2 separate regions of the Homo sapiens genome follow, and region 1 is linked to region 2. A link is an interaction called in ENCODE POLR2A ChIA-PET data of the cell type or tissue named here. Cell type or tissue: Caco-2. All regions are shown on one strand. Each heading gives the region's core, and the rest is flanking DNA. Links, peaks and the distances in the headings are about the cores only.

Evidence for each region. Peaks named below come from ENCODE experiments on the same cell type or tissue, not always from the same donor. Only the 100,000 strongest peaks of a DNase experiment are listed, where the experiment ranks them.
Region 1: POLR2A ChIA-PET joins it to region 2 with 6 read pairs; 1 of 35 experiments calls an interaction of 5 or more read pairs at or near these places.

What each region holds. Positions count from the first base shown.
Region 1 is chr10:97,582,426-97,587,402 of GRCh38, reverse strand. It overlaps ANKRD2 (ankyrin repeat domain 2), which reads right to left. Exons shown (of 9, transcript NM_001346793.2): 8 at 4,701-4,799; 9 at 3,519-3,827. The coding sequence ends at 3,678. It overlaps HOGA1 (4-hydroxy-2-oxoglutarate aldolase 1), which reads right to left and starts at 3,014. Exons shown (of 7, transcript NM_138413.4): 1 at 2,489-3,014. The coding sequence starts at 2,699. In Caco-2, for the core only: no CTCF peak of the experiment used is centred there; DNase peaks (open chromatin) are centred at 1,787, 2,862 and 3,182.
Region 2 is chr10:97,788,697-97,794,880 of GRCh38, reverse strand. No RefSeq gene overlaps it. Among named protein-coding and RNA genes, the nearest start is that of SFRP5, 20 kb to the right of the region's middle. In Caco-2, for the core only: a CTCF peak has its summit at 2,730 (motif pointing left); DNase peaks (open chromatin) are centred at 2,720 and 3,869.

The sequences.
Region 1 (4,977 bases), core at 1-4,000, 210 kb after region 2:
GTTGGCCAGGCTGGTCTCCAACTCCTGGTCTCAAGAGATCCTCCTGCCTTGGCCTCCCAAAGTGCTGGGATTACAGGAGTAAGCCACTGTGCCTGGCCCTCATCTCCTCTTCAGAGGACCTTTAACTGGCTGCAGGAGGCCCTTACAATGTGATACGTTCCCTCCTCAGCCTGAGTGTTGGGCTGCAAAGTCTACCTCAGGGGCCAGGACAGGGCAAGAGAAACACAGATTTCAGAGCTAAAGTTGTTTGTGTCTTCCTTCCTGGGCATTTTGGCTGCACCCTGGAAGCAGGGAAGGGACCCTCTATCTCTGTGTTTTCTGTGACAGTGCCTTGGGAGGATTATATTGACCCTGTGGCTAGAAGCCTGAAGGCTCAGTTCCTATTCTAAAATGAGGACTGGATTTGAAAGGTTAAGTGGTTTCCCCAAGGTCTCTGTTAACTGGCAGAAGTGGCAGGATTCTTGCCCAGGTCCTCTAACTCAAGATGCTGGGCTCTTCCTACCACACCCCGCTGGCTCTCTGGTGTGTGGGTGAGTGATCAGATGGGAGCTGGAGCCTGCATAGGTTGCGAGGGAGACAGACAAGTGGGTATGTGCAGCCCACAGCCTGCTAAATCCACGGAAGCCTGTGCTCCTGGGCACCCCATGCCCTCTGCAAGAGTGGGTGGGTGGCCCAGAAGGGAGGGTCCAGAGAAGAGTCTGGGGGTCTCTGTGGATTCTCTGGGTGTCAGGCAAACACCAGATGCAAAGTCCACCCTCCCCACCCTGAACTAGAGCATCCTTGAACCTTGAAGCTGAAGTAAGGTCTTCACTTAGAGGCTCAAAATGCTTCTCACTTCAAGAGAACCAGGACCTCACCAAACCTCCAGGCCCCACGAGCCAAGCACCAGCAGAAACCTAACAGTTGTGCCCTGCTCAACGTGGCCCTCCACAGGGCATTCATTGTCCCCAAGGAAGGGGCACATTCCCTCAGTACTGAGCTATGAATGATCAACGTGTCCATCAGGCCAGGGGTCACAGTCACAAAGCAGCTTTGCTGCAATGCCAATCACACTGTCATTTTAATCATTATTACCATTGGAATCAGTACCTTCCAATGTATATTACTCCACAATTTATAGCACGATTTCACTTGCATTCTCTCAGATTTTTTTGTCCAACCATCCCATAATATGAGCATTATCACTCCCATGTGTCCGATAGGGACAGCAATCATCCCACACTAAGTCAGTGCCAGAGATGTGATTTGATTTTTTTTTTTTTTTTTGAGATGGAGTCTTGCTCTGTCGCCCGGGCTAGAGTGCAATGGTATGATCTCAGCTCACTGCAATCTCTGCCTCCCGGGTTCAAGCGATTCTCCTGCCTCAGTCTCCCGAGTAGCTGGGATTACAGGCACACACCACCACGCCCAGCTAATTTTTGCATTTTTAGTAGAGACGGGGTTTCACTATGTTGGCCAGGCTGGTCTTGAACTCCTGACCTCATGATCCCTCCGCCTCGGCCTCCCAAAGTGTTGGGATTACAGGCGCTCACTCCAGAGCTGTGATTTGAAACCAGAGTCCACAGTCTACACGATACTGCCTCAATAGCAGCCACAACAAAGCTAGTGCTGACCAGACACTCCGTTGAAATAGTGTGGCCTAGCAGCTCCAAAGGGTTTATAATGAGAGTCAGCGAGGGAGTAAAATGGAGCATGGGCCATGCAGTCAGACGAGGTGCAAACCTCAGCTCAGCTATGTGTTAGCCGAATGACCTTGGGCAGTGACCATGTCACTCTGAGGCCCAGATTCCCATCTGTGGGATGGTCCTACAGAGAGCACTGCCTCAGGGGATTGTGCAGTAAGGAATGGGGATGGGCGGAGCAGGGCAGGCAGAATTTGACATTTTCTTCTACCTTCATTTATTGTGCCTGGGACTCTGTTACATGTTGATTGTTGCAAATATCATCTGGTCCCTAACCTCAGAGTTGGGGAGACCCATGTGTAAAGAGAGATGGGGTCACAGGAGCCACAACAGGAGTCACAGGAGCCAAGGGGTCACAGGAGAACTAATTCTGGCAAGGAGGCTTTGTCCAGAAGAGAATGTACAAACAAACTTTGGAGGGAACTGGGACTGTGGCTGGGCTGCCACGTGACCCCAGCCACATGCCTTCACATCTGCACCAAGTGACAAGGTTGACAAGGACTTTCACGCCCATTATCCAGTCCAACCTCAGAATCACTCTGGGAGCTACAAAGGCACTTTAACAGTTTACAGCTGGGTAAACTGAAGCAGGTGAGGTTTAGCTTAAGGTTACAGGCCAGCGTGGAGCTTCCTGCCTGTCTCCTGACTCCAGACCAGTCTCCCCTGTTCCTCTCCCATAATAAAATGACCCACTGAGTACCAGACTATCCCTGGACAGCTTGACAGAGCCTGTGTACCCTCCCTTGGTCTCTGGCTAAAGGGCCACTCACATCTCCCCAGGTCCCACAGAGGACAGCCCCACTTACCTCGGAAGGGGAAGGTGCCCAGTTTGTGCAGATTCTCCTCCAGTTTCCCATAGTCCACCTCTGCAGTGGCAGTGAAGGGGGTGGTCACAGGGGGGTAGATACCCGCAATGTCCACCTTCTTCCCCTCCCCTGAGGCCCAGACCCCCACATTCCTGGACAAGCTCCTGCTTAGCCCCTGCCTCACAGAAGACCAGACTTGGGGACCCAGCATCTCTGCAGGAGGCCTGAAGCACAATTGGTCTATGTCCCAGAGTGAGACTTAGTTTGAACTCTTTCTAACCCCCTATTAATGATCAATGTTTCTAGTTAAAAATTTGCGGCCTCCCTGACTTGTGGCCACTGGGGCAGGCCTGAGCTGGGTGTTCCCAGGGTCAGGGGCAAGGCCTATAGGCCCCAGGGGGCCCTGTTCCTTCTGGGTAGCAGCTAGAGAGATGCCACAACCCAGTGTCCCTCTGGCCAGATATAGGACTGGTTTCTGGGATCCCAATACTAAAGAGTATCTCCTTCGGTATCTCCAGTGGGATCTGGGCCCTCCTCCCACAATTCCCAGCTCTGAAGCCAGAAGCCCAGCCAGGTTTCCACGGGCAGTTCTGAGGTTGGTGGAGCTGATTGGCTGAGCAGGTCCTGCCCTGTGGGAGGTGTGGCAAGGCTGGGCAAGAAGCTGCCTGTGACAGGCTGTCCATCCCCTGCCCCGCTCCCTTACCAGGCTCCTCCTGCCAAGGCAGCCACGTGACAAGCCTGTGCTAGCCACTCACAGCCCCACAGGACAGCAGGCACCAGGAAGGGGGCCAGGATGAGTGTATTACCAAGTCAATCCATGCAGGGGCCAAGCCTGGCCCTGGAGATGTGAGAAGGGGCAGGAAAAGTTGAGTGGCAGGGAGGAAAGGAAAAGAGACCACAGTAAAGAAGCTGCAGGGCTGGCTCAGAGGGCCAACCGGCTCCCAGTTTCCCTCCTCCCCAAACCAGCATTTGCCCCCAGTCTTCCTTCATTCCCAAAGATTTCAGACACAAGTGGAAATGAACATCGCAATTAGCAAAAACAGCTTTTTTATTGTGGTAGTTTGTGGTATGTGCTCCTGGATCATGCAGAAAAAAGGCTGGGCCCTCAGTTAGCTCCGGGAGCCATTCTTAGGACCCTCCGGCTGCACACAGAGAGGGGCTGGGTAGCTGGCTGGGCTGGGGCACGCATTCACTGGGCTGGCACAGGCTGAGGGGTCTCTCGCCCACTATCATTAGGCCCCTCCAGCCCGTTATGCTCAGCCCCCGGCTCAGGATGCTCCAGGGCGTGCCGGGTATCAGCCTGCCAGAGCTGCACCAGGTCCGTCGGGGTCTTTCCTGCCTGGAGGGGGCGGGACGGGGCGTGGGGGTTGGCAAGAGAAAATCTGTTAACTGTCCTGAAGGCTTTCACAGAAGGTACCCTCATTGACACCACCAGTGCTTCTCAAATGGGGGCAACTGGCATTGTGTGAAGATACTTTTGGTTGTCACACTAGGGGATGGGTACTACTGGCATCTAGTGGGCAGAGGCCAAGAATGTTGCTTAAATATCCTACAAGGCATAGGATGGTCCCCTACAACAAACAATCACCCAGCCCTAAATGTCAATAATGCTGAGGGTGAAAACCCCTCATTTATACCTTCTCCATATTTTCCTGCTTTTCTCATTATCCCTTTAGCCTTTCTTGAGCCCGAGGGACTCTCCCATGGCCTCCTTTTGTGAATGCTCTGGGCCCCAAAGAAGAACTTGGACTAAGTGTTCCCTAGTCCAAGGTGTTCCCTGGGCACCTTCCCCTTCCAAGGACTTCCTGCCTAGATCCTAAGAAAACTCAAAGACCACAGGAGCTGACATGGGGTGCTAGGAACTGTCATGCCAGCTGAGTGCTCGGTCCCTTCCAGCTCTGGCCTTTCATGATTCTGGCCTCCTTGGGCCAGTACTTGAGGACCCCCTCTGGCCTACTTGGGGGTCTTTGGGAAGTCCTCTTGCTGCCCCTCCTGCTGTCTCTCTGCACTTGCACTCTGGACATAGACACACATAGAGAATGGGGCGGACAGTTGGAATGGTGCTCTGGAAGAGGACAAGTTTATGTACTATGGTGCTGGCCAGAGCCAATGATACATGTCCCTAGGCGGGGGCTGCTCCAGGGACCAGGACAGCACCTCCACTGTATGAGTGCTCACGCCAGTGACTGAATCAAGGAGGGAATGAGCTTACCAGGTTCTTGGTCATCATGTCAGCCCCATGCAGGAGCAGCAGTTTGATGATTTTGTAGCGGTTGAGCCTCACAGCGTCATGCAGGGCAGTATCCCCTTCCTAGAGTCAGTGTGGCACTCACTATGGCCCTTGTGGGCAGTGGGAGGAGGCAAGGGTGATGGGAGGTGGGCTGGAGACCCTGCTCAGGAGCCAAGTCCTGAAGGCCCCAGGAGGAAGGACACCACCTGTAGGGGCCCGCAGGCTGCCCACACACCCATGGCGGGTGAGCAGCGGACAG
Region 2 (6,184 bases), core at 1,100-5,099:
CCTGGGAGGCGGAGGTTGCATTGAGCGGAGATCGCACCACTGCACTCCAGCCTAGGTGACGGAGGGAGACTCCATCTCAAAAAAAAAAAAAAGAATCATTCCAGCTGGCTTCAAGTGCAGTTTGTGTCCCCAAATCATACAGTACTACACATTCCTGCATTTAAAGGGTATTTTATTTATTTAGTTCATTTTTTATTATTTTTATTTTATTTTATTCAAAATAAAAAATTATAGTCTATTGAGTATGAAAAAAAACAGAATTTGAGTTTCTTCAATTCTGTCATTCTATGGCACCACTCTATGGAGGTTTGTTTTGTGTTTAAAATGGATAACCATGATGTTAAGTATGAATGCTTTTGTCTGGTAAATACAACATTTGTTTATACACAAAACATTTTACTGAATTTGAACAGTATGTTTAAAGTTGACATTTTCTTTGTGTTTATTTGTTTCAAAATGAAAGAACAAGTTGTTTAAAAATAATTATTACTGATTATTACATGGTTATTAGTGAAAATAATTTTTGTCATACTGATAATTCTAAAATAGCCTCCAGGATTCCTACCCTGACTATGCATGGCCTGTATGATCTCTTCTTCCTTAGTCTGGGTGGGACCAGCAAATATGGAATGTTATAATCAGTTGACTTTAAGTTAATAGAAAGTGAGATGATCCTGGGTAGGCCTGACCTAATCAGGTGAGCCTTTTTAAAGATGGTGACACCTCAGAGAGAGCTCTCCAGCTGGCTTTGAAGACACAGTCTTCAAGAAGAAGATGCAGGCCTTGGTGCAGTGGCTCACGCCTGTGATCCCAGCACTGTGGGAGGCCAAGGTGGGAGGATCACTTGAGCCCAGGAGTTCGAGAACAGCCTGGGCAACATAGCAAGACCTCATCTCTTAAAAAAAAAAAAAAGAAGAAGAAGAAGAAGAGGAAGAAGAAATAAAGAAAAAGAGAGAGGAAGGAAGGAAAGAAGGAAGGAAGGAAGGAAAGGAAGAGAGGAAGGAAGGATCTTAAAGAGGTTGGGCTGGGCGTGGTGGCTCACACCTATAATCCCAGCACTTTGGGAGGCCAAGGCAGGAGGATTGCTTGAGCTCAGGATTTCGAGACTTCATCTTTATATGAAATAAAAGAAAGGGAAGGAAGGATGGGAGGAAGAAAGGGAAGAAGGAAGAGAGGAAGAAAGGGGAAGAAGGAAGGGAGGGAGGGAGGAAGGGAGGCAAGAAGCAGTTCTACATCTGCAAGGAAATTAATTCTGCCAAAACCTAGGAAGTTTGGAAGAAGCTCCCAAGTCTCAGATGACCCTACCCTGGCTGACATGTTGGGTTTTGTTTCGTTTGAGATGGAATCTCACTCTGTTACCCAGGTTGGAGTGCAGTGGTGCGATTTCATCTCACTGCAACCTCTGCCTCCTGGGTTTAAGCAATTCTCCTGCCTGTCTCCCAAGTAGCTGGGACTAAAGGTGCATGCCACCACACCTGGCTAACTTTTGTATTTTTAGTACAGATGAGGTTTCACCATGTTGGCCAGGCTGGTCTCAAACTCCTGACCTCAAGTGATCCACCCACCTTGGCCTTCCAAACTGTTGGGATTACAGGCGTGAGCCACCGTGCCTGGACCTGGCTGACACTTTGACTGCAGCTTTGTGAGACCCTGAGCAAAGGACCCAGGTAACCCAGGCCTGGACTCCCAACCCACAGAGACTGTGCGCTAATAAATGTGCGTTGCTTTAAATGCTAAAGTAACACACATTTGTAATTTGTTTCAGCAGCAATAAAAAACAAATGTATGTGAGCGCAACACGTCAGCTGGCAAGAGGTAGCGCTGCAAGAGGATGAACACACCACAGTCCTCGCACTATGTAGGAATCTTTATTACTGCTTTGCAGATGACAAAACAGAGAATTTAAGCATCTTAGCCAAGGTCACACAGGTGATAAGTGACTGAGCCAGGCCACAAGCCAGGCCTGTGTGACTCCAGGTGCTCCAGTGAATTAGTTCCATGGATAATCCTGCAGGTGACTAGTGGACTAAACGTCCTCCCTGCTGTCATGGCCAGGTCCTTATGATGACCTGTGGTGATTTCTGGTGACAATAGGAGCCCATGGCTGAGAGGGGCATAGTGGAGGAGGCAGTTCCCACCCACAGACTCACGGACTTGCTCCACCTCAATTCCACCTGGCCATCTGGGTGAGCAGTGTAGACATGGGTCCCCAGCTGCTGCCTCTCCCAGCCTCCTGTTTATTTCCTTTACCGCATGTTTGCCATTACTCCATTCATACATCTTGTCTTTGCCCAGCTTCCCTTTAGAATGTCAGCCCTGTGAAAGGCCACATCTGCCGTGCACTCCCAGGGCTACCACAGTGCCTGGCATACAGTTGGCACTGTATGAAATTAGCTGGACAGACTATGGAGTGCAGCAATGACTTCTTTGCCTCCCTGGATTGCAAGGGAGGCGGGGGCCGAGATCTGAGATCTCAGGCCCAGGAAACCCCATCCCTTCCCTTCCTTGAACATGGCCCCATCTCCTGGGCTCTAGAGAGCTGAGACTGGTCTTTTCGGAGGAGCTCTAGGATGCAGCCCCCACCCTTGCCAGCTCTGCTCCAAATCACCAAGTCACCCACTGGGCTAAGGGGCTTCCAGGACAAGAGGACCCCCTGCCAGGCAGCCACCTCACCTGGAGCCTCCCTGGTTCCCAGACACAGCACCTGCTCCCTCTGCTGGCGGAAGCAGACAAGTGCATGCAGATCCCTCCTTGCCGGAGACATGGGAGACACTGGGAAGGCAGGAGGGGAGGGCTCCGGGGAGCTCCCAGCCTGGACCCCCTGAGCCTAGGAAGAGTCAGGGCGGGGAGGTTAGGGAAAGTCCGTAGCCTGGCCGAGTCTGGCCCTCAAGCGTGGGGGCCTGGCCTCAGCCCTACCTACAGGGCTGGCAAAGCAGCACCATCACTTGGATTCCCTGTCTTTGCTGAACACAACCCGGATGGGAGTCCTCAGACCAGGAAGGGGGGACATTGCTTCCACCATGAGAACACACTACTCCCAGGGAGGGCAGCCTTCTCTCGGCCCAGCCTCAGGGCTACCTGGCCCCATCCCATGATAATAACAGCCAGTGCTGCATACCTGCTGCGTACACACCTCATCTAATCCTTGTAGTTGTCCTGCCCCATGGACATGATTGCTCCTACCATACAGATGAGAAAACTGAGGCACGAAGCAAAGTCAGAACCCAAACCCAGGTCAGTGTGGCTCTGAAAGTCCCTACCTTTCTCATGCCCTGTGCCTCATACATTACTTTTAATCCTACAACCAAGGAGGTCTCCTTACCGTAGCCAGTCCTGTGTGGCTTCAAAGCCAAGGCTGGATTGGGTGTGGCTGAAACTGGGTTGTATCTGGGGTGGGGAATGGCCTGGTGTGGTGGGAAAGGCCAGGCTCTGGGACCAGACAGCACTGTGGACACCCCCTGGCTGGTGGCCTTGGGCAAGATGCTTCATCCCTTTGAATCACTATATTCTCACCCATAGAAGAAACTTCATTCCTAACTTAGAAAGCTTTTGTGGGAATTAGAGATAATGTGTGTCCAGTTCCCACCACAGAGCATCTGGGCATAGAATAGCTGTTAATGTTTGTGGTGGCTTTAAAAGAGGTCCACAAATTCTGATACTCCTCCCTTCCCTTGGGTGTGAGGTGGAGGTAGTGACTTGTCTCCAATGAACACAGTAAGCAGAATTCATGGCGGGCAATTTCAGAGACCAAGTAATGAGAGGCACTGTGCTTCCCCCCGCCTGGCTTCCTTAGGTCACTTGCCCTGGGGAAGCCAGCTCCCATGTCGTGAGGACACTCAAGCTCCCCATATGGCCTCCAGCCAACAGTCACACAAGTGGACTTGGGGTCAGATCCTCCAGCCCCTCCCAAGTCTCCTGGTGGCTGCAGCCCTGGCCAATTTTTTTTTTTTTTTTTTTTTTTTTTTTTTTTTTTTTTTTTTTGCAGAGGCAGGGGAGACAGTCTCACTCTGTCACCCAGGCTGAAGTGCAGTGGTGTAATCATGGCTCACTGCAGCCTCGAACTCCCGGGCTCAAGTGATCCTCTTGCCTCAGCCTCCTGAGTAGCTAGGATCCCACACATGCCATCATGCCCAGCTAATTTTTTTGTTAATTTTTTATAAGGACAGAGTTTCCCTGTTTACCCAGGCTGGTCTCAAACTCCTGGGTTCAGGAGACCCTCCCAGCTCAGCCTCCCAAAGTGCTGGGATGACAGGTGTAAGCCACTGTGTCTGGCCCCTAGACAATATCTTGATGGCAATCTCGTGAGAGAGACCCTGAGTCAGAACCACCCAGCTCAGATGCTCCTGAATTCCTGAGCCACTGAATTATTTATTATAATTATTTGTTGCATTGTGAGATAATAAATGTTGATCATTTTAAGTACACTTTATAATCAGCATCCTTGGGCCAGCAGTTGCTTTGAGGCTGAACTGCCCCATCTCCTCCACAGCTGTGGTCACACAGAATCTGCTCTAACAAGGGTCCAGGCCCTATGGACCTGGCCGGGAAAGAAGTAAGAACTCACATTTACTGAGCACTTGCCATCTGCCAGGAATCGAGCTAAGCACTTTACATTTATCTTTCTAGCAAAACTTCCCAAAAATGACAAGGTAAACACTATTATCATGCCCATTGTACAGATAGAGAAACTGAGGTGCCAGAGGTTGAGGGACTCACCCAAGATTACACAGGGGAGAAGCAGACCTGGGATTTGAATCAAATGCCACTACTCCAGCACCTGGGTGCTTAACCAGCGTACTGCATGGCCCTCCAAGGTGCACAGTGGCTCAAGGGCCCTGTTACCCCTCCTGTACCCCAGCAGCACCCCCACCACCACCACCCACTTGCTGTCCTGGGTGACTAAGACAGGTGCAGGGACAAATCCCGTCCAGCCCACTGTCCCTTAGCCAAGGTGGTGCCTCTGCCCACACACCCTCTGCCCCTCTCCCTGCCGACAGGTCAGTCCATGCCTCACCTACCCAGGGCCAGGCATTGAGCACCTTTAAAGTGTAGGGGCCCTTCGTGTCATCTAGTCCAATCCCCCAACCCCCCATTTTTTCAGATGTAGAAACAGCAGCCCAAAGAGGTGCAGTGACTTATCTAAGGACACAGAGGGGGCCGGACGCGGTGGCTCACACCTGTAATCCCAGCACTTTAGGAGGCCGAGGCGGGTGGATCATTTGAAATCAGGAGTTCAAGACCAGCCTAGCCAACATGGTGAAACCCCATCTCTACAAAAAATACAAAAATTAGTCTGGCGTGGTGGTGGGTGCCTGGAATCCCAGCTACTCAGGAAGTTGAGGCAGGACAATCACTTGAACCCAGGAGGCAGAGGTTGCAGTGAACTGAGATCATGCCACAGCACTCCAGCCTGGGCAACAGAGTGAGATTCCATCTAAAAAATAAAATAAATAAAGGCACAGAGGGAGCTGAGGGAGCCCTTTAGCCAGAACCCAGGTCTCCCGTCTCGTCTCAATCCAGCCTGCCCCCCCTGCCCTTCCCAGCGCAGTGACCGCCCCGGTAGCCACTGTGGGCTCCACCCTCCCTACCCAGACACTTGGGATTGGAACCTGGGCCAAACTTCCCAGCAATCTCCACTGGCCCAGCCCCTGAGGGAGCCTGGAGGAAGGGGCTTATCTCCAACTGTGTTGTGGTGTTGTCTCACCCCACCCCCACCCCACCCTGCCAGGCAGCCTTGATTAATGGGCTGGTGCTATCTTATCTCCCAGCTGCATTGGTTAGAAATTAACGGGGGTGGCAGGGCTTAGGAAGAACACATTCTGCCCCCTAGATCAACCCGAGAACTCTGCAGGAGGGTGGGAGCAGGAGGAGAGCTCCAAGCGGACTGTTCACTCGCTGCCGTCCTGCTCTCCCATCTGAACCGGCTGAGCCACTGCAAAATAGGTAAAGCACCCAGGACGGTGCCCGGGACTTAACAGGGGCTCAGTGCATGGTAGCGTTGTTTCTGTTGCTGTTGTTAGTTCCGGGAGTCCTAGGCCAGCACCTGCTGCCCCACAAGATTCCTGAACAGCCCGTGCAGCAATGAGGAAGTCACCACCCCACTCCAGCCTCAGGCTCCATCTGGAACGTAGGCACGGGCTTGGGGCTTAGAAACGGGACTGTAGATCTTACTTTTTTTTTTTTT